Linked DNA regions of Homo sapiens: region 1 is linked to region 2. A link is an interaction called in ENCODE POLR2A ChIA-PET data of the cell type or tissue named here. Cell type or tissue: HepG2. All regions are shown on one strand. Links, peaks and the distances in the headings refer to the core of each region. The heading gives the core; the rest is flanking DNA.

Evidence for each region. ChIA-PET counts read pairs that join two places held together with the same protein. Peaks named below come from ENCODE experiments on the same cell type or tissue, not always from the same donor. Only the 100,000 strongest peaks of a DNase experiment are listed, where the experiment ranks them.
Region 1: POLR2A ChIA-PET joins it to region 2 with 6 read pairs; 7 of 35 experiments call an interaction of 5 or more read pairs at or near these places.

Annotation. Positions count from the first base shown.
Region 1 is chr13:51,629,825-51,635,208 of GRCh38, forward strand. The region is part of intron 1 of WDFY2 (WD repeat and FYVE domain containing 2); the gene reads left to right. Among named protein-coding and RNA genes, the nearest start is that of WDFY2, 48 kb to the left of the region's middle. In HepG2, for the core only: no CTCF peak of the experiment used is centred there; DNase peaks (open chromatin) are centred at 1,517 and 3,287.
Region 2 is chr13:51,761,389-51,766,772 of GRCh38, forward strand. WDFY2 (WD repeat and FYVE domain containing 2) reads left to right here. Exons shown (of 12, transcript NM_052950.4): 12 at 1-5,384. It also overlaps a transcript of DHRS12 not described here. Among named protein-coding and RNA genes, the nearest start is that of DHRS12, 40 kb to the right of the region's middle. RefSeq lists an enhancer at 3,133-3,452. In HepG2, for the core only: no CTCF peak of the experiment used is centred there; a DNase peak (open chromatin) is centred at 3,043.

The sequences.
Region 1 (5,384 bases), core at 215-5,214, 130 kb before region 2:
TCTTTTTTTTTTTTTTTGGTTTATAGATGTATTACATCTGAAAAATATTGAAAGTACAAAAACAGTATGTGAAGCAGGAGGTATGAAACCACTCATGATCCCACAATCTTGGAGCAACCACTAATGTTAGCAAACATTAATATGTTTCCTAACTACTTCTTCTTTGATCTTAGTATAGTTAAAATCATTTTATATACACAGTCTTATAAACCTTATGTTCACTTAACATAATATCTCCAGCACATTAACAGTGATAGAGCAGAAATATGGAGCCTTAGCCATTAAAGACATTGAGTTACTGAATCAACCTGGAACTACCTTCTAGTCATTTTGTTTTAAGTCAGACCCTGTTTTCTTTAAATCACTGAGGTTAGGTATTGTTATTTGCAGCCCAAATCATCTTAAACTGAGAAAGCTGTCCTAAATTTCTTATTTATTCCCATGTACGATTTCTTACTTTTATAGCATGTGAATGTAGAGTAGATTTCTGTAAGTGGAATTTCTGAGTCACAGACTATATACTTTGTTTTTGTTTTCTGATGATTTGTTTTATTTTCCTGTCAGCTCATCATAAGACTTTAAAAAATTATTATTTTAGTGAATTTTTTTGGTGTTTTAAACTGGTAGAGTTCCCTTTCTTTCTTTTTTTTTTTTTATGTTTGGGTCACCACAGTGCCCGCAACATTCTTTCTTTCTTTATGCATACTTTTTGAACAACTATACGTGTGGCACTTTTGCACACATTGCCTCATTTAATAACCCAGTCAGATGGGTGGTATTTTGTTCTTTCACCCAGTTGATGAGGGGTTTCTCTTTTATAGGGGTATTTAACCCATTAGCGTTTACTGAATGTTTGGTCTTACCCTTGGCTTTTTGTGTTATGTTTTCAAGTTATTATGCTGATTGTTTAGCTTTCACTGAAATTTTTTTTTTCAAGTTTTTCTTTTTTTTTTTTAGTTTCTCTTTTTTGAGACAGAGTTTTTTGCTCTTGTCACCCAGGCTGGAGTGCAGTGGCGCTATCTCGGGTCACTGCAACCCCTGCCTCCTGGATTTAAGCGATTCTCCTGCCTCAGCCTCCCAAGTAGCTGGGATTACAGGTGTGTGCCACCACGCCCAGCTAATTTTCTGTATTTTTAGTACAGACGGGGTTTCACCATGTTGGCCAGGCTAGTCTCGAACTCCTGACCTCAGGTGATCCACCCATCTCGGCCTCCCAAAGTACTGGGATTACAGGCGTGAGCCACCATGCCCAGCAAGCTTTTCTGTTTTTTAAGGAAAGAAAACAAGCTGGGCATGGTGGCTCACGCCTGTAATCCCAGCACTTTGGGAGGCCGAGGCGGGAGGATCACTTGAGCCCAGGAGTTCAAGACCAGCCTGGGCAAGATGGAGAAATCCGTCTCTACAAAAAATGTAAAAATCAGCTGGGTGTGGTGGCTTGTGCCTGTAGTCTCAGCTACTTGAGAGACTGAGGTGGGAGGATCACTTGAGATCAGGAATTTCAGTCAGCAGTGAGCCATGATGGTGTCATCGCACTGCAGCCTGGGAGATGAAGCAAGATCCTGTCTCTAAAAAAAAAAAAAAAAAATTTAAAAAGAAGGAAAACAATTCTCTGTGACTTGGAAGTTATATGTCCAATTTTTGTTCTTCTTGTGGGTAATTAAAATTTGAACTTACTTGTTTATCATTAGAACAGTATCTATGGAGTTCTCCTAAGCCATGTGATCACTTCAGCACATTTTCTTTTCTTCTCCTTACCGTCTAAATTTTGTTGAAATAATGAGAAACATTTGTTCATTTTTTTTACATTATGCTCCTTCAAGCATGCTTTCAACTTACAATGTTGAAAGCATAATTTGCATTATGATTTCAACATTGACACGCATTATTTAGACGAGGATCTTGCCATGTTGCCCAGGCTGGTTTTGAACTGTGGGGCTCAAGCAGTCCTCCCATCTCAGCCTCCCAAAGTGCTGGGATTACAGGCGTGAGCCACTGTGGCCAGCCTAGACCTCTCTAGCTTTGTTAGCTTTATTGCTCACTGCTGTTTCTCTTATACTTCTATTTATCTTTTACTTTCTTGAGTTTTTTATTCTATTTTTTCAGTTGATTATATATCCTCCCTTCCTTAAGAATATTTCTACAGATAAGGTATGTGGAAAGTATATTTTTGATTCCCCTGTTTATTAATGTATTTCTTCTATGTTATAGTAATGATAATTATAGTATTGATAATTCATCTAAATTTAGAATTTGTGTGTCATAGACTTATCTTTTCAGAGTCCTATAAATCTTACTCCATTGTCTTTTAACACTTAGTATGGTAGATGAGAAACCCAGTGTTCATCTCATTCATGTTCCTTTTTATTTTTTTAATCTTGGTGGAGGAGCGGATGTCTATTGGACTCTTTTTCTCTCTGACATTCCAAAGCTCTCCTAGGATGAGCATGGTTCTTTTGTGATTAATTTTGCCAAGCTCTGAATGAATAATTATATTCTAAAAAACTCATTTTGAGTTCTGTTTTTTTTCCCATTATTTATTACTTTTTCTTTACTTAAATATTATTTCTTCTGTTTTCTCTTTCTGAAATACCTATTAGACACAGATTTGATCTTCTACCATTCAGGTGCTATATTTTTCAGTCATAATTTCCCATTTTTCCTTGTTTTCTTGTGCTTTCTGGGAGATTTCGTGGAGCAGGTCTTTCAGGTTCCCGTTTGGTTTTATGCAGGAGCCAGTCTGCATTTCAGTGCATCTCTTCTTTAGGCTACCCATTTTGCTTTTTACTTTCATTTGCTATGTCCTATTGCTCCTTTTTCATCTCTCTTCATAATAACTTTTGTAATCAATGATACAGATAAAAAAGTTTAAATCTCACTGAGAAAATTTTAAAATGTGCAATCTTAAAAATTTTTAAATGTACAAACTTGTCTTGTTTCTAGCAGTTACCCTAATTATTCAAACATTTTCACTTCACCTAAAATACTGGGTCTTTCCCCTGTCTAGTTTGCTAGCTTCTCTGTTCACTCATCTGCCAAGTAGGTCTAATTTGTTCATTATTGGTAACTGAAATATGCTTTGTCAGAGGTTGTGTAGGTCATTATTCAGTTCTTTTCATTCCAGGCAAAAATAGGGAAAAACGTTAGATTTACTGTGATTTTTTTTATCTGCAGCTTAGAGTTCTAATAGTTTGTGTGGGGCAGGGTTGAAGCTGTAGGCAGTGGGAGACAACTGCAGGGCAGACTTTGTCTTTGTTCAGGAACAGTGTTCCTTTTGTGTCTGCCTTGGCAGCTTCTGGCCCGCTGGGGTAGTTTCCCTTCCCCCTGAATAGCTGCCTGGCCTAGGCATCCAGGCAGAAACTCCAACCAGCATGGCTGCTGCTCCAGCACTGGCCTGGCCTCCAGCCTCTGCTCCAACCCTGGAGCTGTCAGTAGGCTCTGAAGTGGGGATCCTGGTGGACTTGGCCACCCCATGTGTAGTGGAGTGATTAAGAGTTTAAACTTGAGTCTGATCGCCTTTGTGTTCCAATCTTGGTTGTGCTACTTGAGAACTGTATAACATTGGTCATCTTGTTCAACTTCTGAGCCCCAGTTTACTCGTGTGTATAATAATATTGAAATTTGTTAACGGCTTAAGGCACTTAGTAGGGTATCTGGATCTAAATAATTGATGAATGGCAGCAGTTTTGTTGTGGGTGTTCTGGGAACTGGCTGCTAATTGGCCTCTCCGCTCACTCTGCTGTTTGCTAAATTATTCCTGTTAGCTCTTCTCAAGGGGTCACTTTTGTGGATGGGTCACTTATGAAGTAGCCAGTCAGTGGTGGAGACTTTTTTTCTCCTGAATTAGTTGGATCATTTTAGCAAGAAGTGATGAGGGGAGGGAGTCACATGCATCATCTTGATTCTAGACCATCACAGGTAATTCTTTAAACCACCTGAAGTTTTTAGAACCAAATAAATAAATAGGGCAGCACCTTTTATTGTGTAATTCATTTGTCCCCCTATGATTTTTAATAAATTTTTAATATGCTAGTTAGTATATATACTTTGGTCTGTTTCTGAGCTTTCAGTTCTTTCCCATTGGTCATTCTGTTTAATCTGGTGCAGTGCCACACTATTTTAGTCTTTCTTCAGTGACAGGAGAGAATCGTTGTTAAGAGCATGATGTTTGGAGACAGGTTGCCTGGGTTTGAATTCTGGCTCCTTTGATTAATTTCTAAGAGGTTAAATTAATTACTTACCTAAATTACTTAACTTCTTTTTGCCTCAGTTCATCAGCTCCAAAATGGACATGAGGATAATCCCAATTTAGAGGACCATTGTAAAGATTAAATAATTCTCAGGTCATTAAAACTGAGCTTGGCTTTATGAGAGTTATTTGAATTATTACAGGGCTTTAACAACCAAGAACTGATAGTGTAGTCTTGCAAAGCCCTAGAAGTGTTTTTTTTTTTTCAGAAGTAGTGGATGAAAATCTTACTCTGTGAGTTCTGTGAGGGCCAGGAACCCATTTTTACCCTCTTTGTATTCCTAGTACTAGACCTGATTCATGATAAATACTCAATATATATTTACCAAACCTAAGGAAAAGTAGTACTTTAGCCTTTTAATACACAAAGATTTAAAAATATATCATGAATCCAGGTAAGAGTCAATTAAGCTTTTGTAAATTTATAATACTTGTTAGCACTAAGATTGGAAAAGGCAGCCAGGTGCAATGGCTCACGCCTGTAATCCCAGCACCTTGGGAGGCCAGGGTAGGTGGATCACCTGAGGTCAGGAGTTTGAGACCAGCCTGACCAACATGGCAAAACCCCGTCTCTACTAAAAAATGCAAAAATTAGCCAGGTGTGGTGGTGCATGTCTATAAGATTGGAAAAGGCTGTTTTTTTTGTTTTGTTTTTTTTTTCCCCATATATTCAGTACCAGGAAAGAACTATAGTAGAGCAAGGAGGACTTTTTTGTGAAGACATTTGTTTATTGATCAAAACAATAGGGTGCATCATGGTTGGGTTAAGTGGATTTATCCATAGGTCAGAGTTGGAGTAGAGGGAAGGGAAGAATGCAGAGTCCCCCCATAAGGAAGCCCTAAACATTTATTTACTTATTTTTTAATTTTTTAGTTTTATTTTTTTGAGATGGAGTCTCTCTCTGTTGCCCAGGCTGGAGTGCAGTGGCACCACCTTGGCTCACTGCAACCTCTGCCTCCCAGGTTCAAGCAATTCTCCTGCCTCAGCCTCCCGAGTAGCTGGGATTACAGGTGCCTGCCACCACGCCTGGCTAATTTTTTTTTTGTATTTTTAGTAGAGACAGGGTTTCACCATGTTGGCGAGGCTGGTCTTGAGCTCCCGACCTTCAGTGATCTGCCCATCTCGGCCTCCCAAAGT
Region 2 (5,384 bases), core at 195-5,194:
CGCCAGGTGCCTGCCCCTCCTAAGCACTTTACACGCACAGCTCATTCAACCTCACGTGTCGGGAGCATCAGGGAGCTCACCAGTCTCTTGAGGATCACAGGCCAATTGCTTGTCCTTCCCGACCCAAGCCCCACCCCACAGTGTCTTGCTCTCTTCTGATTTTACAGGTTTTTTGGCAGTAATACACATGGGAGTGAAATTGAAATCCTCCCTATTATTTTCCCTCTTTTCCTGGAAAGCCGTTTTTTGCCCTCACAATCATTCATTACTTCTCTAACTAGGGGGAAGTACTACAAGCTGTCCTCAGGTACTGCCCCTACGTGTGTTTCCCTGGGATGGGGCCTTGCTAGAGGTGATTCTGCTGCCCCAGCATTGGGAAGCAGGACCAGTGCATGTGCCCCATGCAGCCACGGTACATGGAAGCTGTCACTTGAGCCATCAGACCGGCTCAGCCCATGTGACCGGAGCTCTGAAGAGGCACACACGCATGCCCCGCACAGGCTGTTAGCACTTGTCGCCTCGCTGCCCTGGTCCAGACTACCCTTGCTTGCGTCAGTCAAAACTGTTGTAACTACTTTGAGTCTTTTCTGCATGATTGCTCTTTGAGAGAACTTTAACAAGGGAATTAAATTTAAAATATTCAAATATCTATTTTGTAGTTTATTACTAGAAGCTGCAGCCACTTACTAAGTTGTATGTAATATAGGACTGTGTGTTGGAAATGAGTAATAGAGCTGAATCACTCCATTTTCCCTTCCTAAACTTTGAGCTTGGCCTGCCGGCAGAGAGAGGAACACAGTATTAGGGCAGCAAAGGCCCAGGCGCCCAGCAAGCCTGTATGGGTTCTGAGATGGGTCTAGATGCGTTCAGACCTCATTCGGGAAGCAGAGTGTCCCCGTCAGATCACATATGTCCTCTACAGTCGCTCTGGCCTGTGACCTTGCACGCCACTCTACCTTCTCCCTCCCAGCCCACAGAGCCACTCAGAGGCTGAAGCCACTTCACAGCCCACTGGTGTTGAGAATCATCATCAGAAAACCAGATATGTCAAGGTATCCATTGCTCTTTCCTTTTCTCTCATCTGTGTGGGTGCTTGAATTTGGTGAAATGCGTTTAGCAAACCAACTGTGTGTTTGTAATACTGTGAATTCTTGCGTTTTGCATTAAGTGTCTCCCCCATTTTTGTAATTTGTAGAGAAATATGTGCTGGTGTTGGGTGTCTTCCAAGCATTTTATGGAAATGGAGGCTCCATTCCTTAGGAGTAAAAGCTGGCGCCAGCACTTGGCTCTTGTTCTGTCTAGGTGAACTCTCATAATTCTTGTTTTACCCTGTTGGATTTGCACTTTACATATATTTTTGCTCTATTACTTAAACATATAGCAGCTTTTACAAATAATGCCTAACATGCCTGCGCTGAGAAAGTGGCAGATCTACACATATCATACGCAGAGTTGTTCTCTACCTGATGGGGCAAAACCAACCACATGTTCTTGGTTCCTCCAAACGAATGACATTACTTGACATTACTGCCTGAGTGTATCTTCACAATAGCAAAATGGTTTGAGATTAAGCATTTGGAATCTTATGTCATTTTGTATGGGGTCAATCCACCATAACGTGTTTCTCATTTGGTTTTAATTATTTCCAGAAATCATAAAGTCACAAAACTGGAAGGGATCTTCAGAGATCTAGAGTGTTTCAAGCAGAAAACACATTAGTTATACAGGGCAGTTAGATATGGCTGAGATGTAAACAAGAGAATCTAAAAGAATGTTCAAGGAATAGCTGTTTTTGAACATTACTTAGTAATGGCATGAGTGGGAGGAGAGACTTTCAGCACCTTGAGACAGGGCGCTCTCTGGAACCAGCTTTGTTCCTCTTATCGAAAGCATATATGACAGTTTTTTTGGCTCCGGCCCTGTGGTGGGGGAGGTAATTATTGCCTTCATCCACATAAATTCCTTCCTATACATTCCCCTCAGACCACCCCAGAGGCAAAACTGAAATGGAAATCCAGTGGCACTTAAAATTCACCCTGCCCCGTTTGGCTGCGATTCCCAGGCTTACAGCACTGCCCTTATGGAATATCACATTTTCATTTTCTGAGATTCATTTTATAAAAGTAAAGGCCAGGTGCCATGGCTCACACCTATAATCTGAACACTTTGGGAGGACAAGGTGGGAGGATTGCTGAGCCCAGGAGTTCAAGACCAGCCTGGGCCACACAGCAAGATCCTGTCACTACCAAAAATTCAAAACTTAGTTGGGTGTGGTGGCACACACCTGTATTCCCAGCTACTCAGGAAGCTGAGGCGGGAGGATCACTCGAGCCCAGGAATTCAAGGATGCAGTGAGCTATGATTGCACTACTGCAGTCCAGCCTGGGCAGCAGAGCAAGGCCCTGAATAAATAAACAAAAGTATAATTTATTTTTGCCTGATATTAATCACTTCTTAAGGCCCAAATTTTTGTTTTTAAGCAAAAGGATAGCTCTAAGTGTGGGTTGCAGTTACTGGACATAAATATTCACTAAATGAGATTCCTTTGGTTATGGCTGTTCATAGAATTTTAATTCTATGTCAGTGTTCTTGTTCACTAAGATATTTCGAAGTGAGAGAAAGCATTTTACCAATACATTCTTATTTTTTCTCCTTTAAAATAATATTGAATTTTTCCTGGTACGAAGACAGATATTTATTAACTTGATTGGAAAACACAGAAATTAAGATCATGTTGAACACTGAGTTATCTAGATGATCCCTGAGATTTGAATGTTCATGTCAACCGTGTTGAGCGCTCACCAGCCACCAGGCTTTAGGCACTGGCAGTGCAAGGTGTCTGAGGCCCATTCTCAGGCTGGGCAGAGGTCACACAGTGAGTAAATGGGTCTTTTCAGTGCAATGTGGTTATGATAGAGGCATGCCAGGGTGCCACTAACCCAGCAGGTGTGGCAGGAGGGGCTTCACAGAGGAAAGGGACTTTGAGCTCAGTGTTAAAGGATGAGGAGTGAGTCATAAGGGGGAAAAATGGAAATGACTTTCCAGGCTTCAGAAACAGCATAAACAAACAAAGGCCTGAGAGCTGGAGTCAGTGTGGTGTGTCCAGGGATCACAAGTGGGCTGGAGCTGCCGGAGAACAGCCAAGTGGCTCAGCTGCCATCCCAGAATTGAGCTCGTCACTATCAGATGCTGCTGCTCCCTGGCCTCAGAGGAAAGCAGCACACAGCTCACCACGAGGGGTTTCCCCAGAGGCTCCTCCTGCAGCCAATGCTACTATTAGTTTATATTATAATAGTATCAGTTTCTTTTTCTTTGGAAATCCCTAGAACTGTTAACTGAAGGTGACTCAGGGTAACTAATTCTGGATCTTTGGGTGCACAGCCTCTCACTGGAGTCTGAGAGGAGGAGGTGGAGACTATCAGTGCACGGCCCGCAACCAGGAAGGACTCCCAGACTAACGCCAAAGGTGTGTTGGGCTCAGCTGCTCCACTGTGGAAAAGGAAAGCCCTGGCCCTGTGGCAGGAGAGGATTGTTCTAGTCAAGTGTGGCGTTGCACGGACAGGCGGTGCCGAGTGTTTGGGTGCAGACACAGGCAGCTGCTGCCCTCCACTTCCTGCTCTTGCAAGTCACAGATGATTCCAGTACAATGTGGGAGGTCCTCCTTACAGGGGCACTTGCAACAGGAAGGCAGAGAGTTTCGTCAATTCAGGTACAGGTCTGTCTGGGAGACCTGGCCCTGTGGAGGCAGGAACACCGTGCAGGGGCATGGCAGCGCCTGTCTTTGCTATCACATCATTTGCCTTTTCCTTGTAGGACCCAAAGATCTATGTCCAAAACTTAGTCCAGAAACATCTGCATTCCTGTTTAAACTTCAGCTCAGTTTCTTAACCAAGAACCACGTCAACCCTCCAGGGTTGTGGTTTGTATTTTTGCCTTTAAGCATTATCTCCTTTCCACCAAGAAGCCTACTTAGGTTTAACACATGAAAGCAGTGTCTAAAAATTAGATCGGTCCTAAATTGGAATGGGATGTCTTCCTTGCATGTCCCATACCAGGGAATTTTTTTAACACACAGTGTAGAGCCTTTGCCAGAGATGTTGAAAGGGAGATTAAAGGCTTGAGGGATGAATTTGATCATCATTCTTAAAGTCCCTTCCAATCCTGTGATTCTCTGATTCCCTGAGTCTCGTTTATTATTGGACATGCCTAGCCCATCACCAGTGACCTGCCCGCATATTGCTGGCTTCCCTTGGATAACGGAGAGCCTATCACCACATGCCTTTGTTGTCTTCCATCATATCAAGTGAGTTGCTTTCTGGACTTTTTCCATCTAGAGCCTGCTAGGTTTGGTTTTGAGAAAAGATGGTGAAGTTTCTTTTCATGAGTTTGTAGGGCAAAAAAAATTCTTTTTAAAGATGGTAAGGGTGGAAATTAATCATGGTACCATCTCATTAAAAATAGATACCTCAAAATGTTTACCTTTACAAGTCAAGAAGAGTATCTGACTTTCTTGGAAGTGTCAAGAATTGCAGGTTGGCTGAAAAGTTAGATTGAGAATCTGACCTTGTTACTTATGATTCTTTTTTCCCTTGGTTCTCGGGGATGCATGAGAAGGTGAGCTGTCACTCACAAAAAAAGGGAAAATGATTTGAAAAATGTTTCACATATACACTTTTTATCATTTTAGTGGATGGCAGCCTTACGTCAGTAGTATATGCCACTATGAAGTATGGCCAAAACCCTAGCGTCACTTGTAACCATTGTACTCTTATGGATTTGTGTCTTACACCATTTGCCTTGCTTTTTAAATGACTTTGTTTTTCAAGGTGCTGTCATTTTGCAAAAGGAAATCTTTATATGAAATGTACAAAAACCGTTACTAACTGGACAACAGGGAAGGTGCTGGCCCCACATTAGTGCCTGCCCACCGCTCTACTTCTAACCAGGGACACGGATCTTCCATTCTCTACATCCACCGGACTGCAGCCCAAGTCTGGACCTGGCTGCAGTGGGCATATTACCGTATGGATATCTTTTTCTTTCTTTTTTTAAAGTGAGGAGATTCTTCAGGGGGTCAGGCTGAGAATGTAATAAGCCTGACATTGGAACAGATTTCTCCCGTGTGGTCTAGCTGGACCCCTCCGGCATTTGCCACACTCCCTGCCAGTCCTGACATTGACTTCCTGAATGTGATTAGGTGGTAATGAGCAAGAATTTCCTAGGATATTGAAACATCTGTATCCAGGCCCCCAATCAAATGCTGCTGAATATTGTGAATGTTTTTACTCCGCTCACTTTCCCACTGTGCTTTCCTCTAACCAAAATATACGTGTAGCCATTACCAATGTACAACTCTCAATGCGGAGTTGCCGCCACGGTTTAAA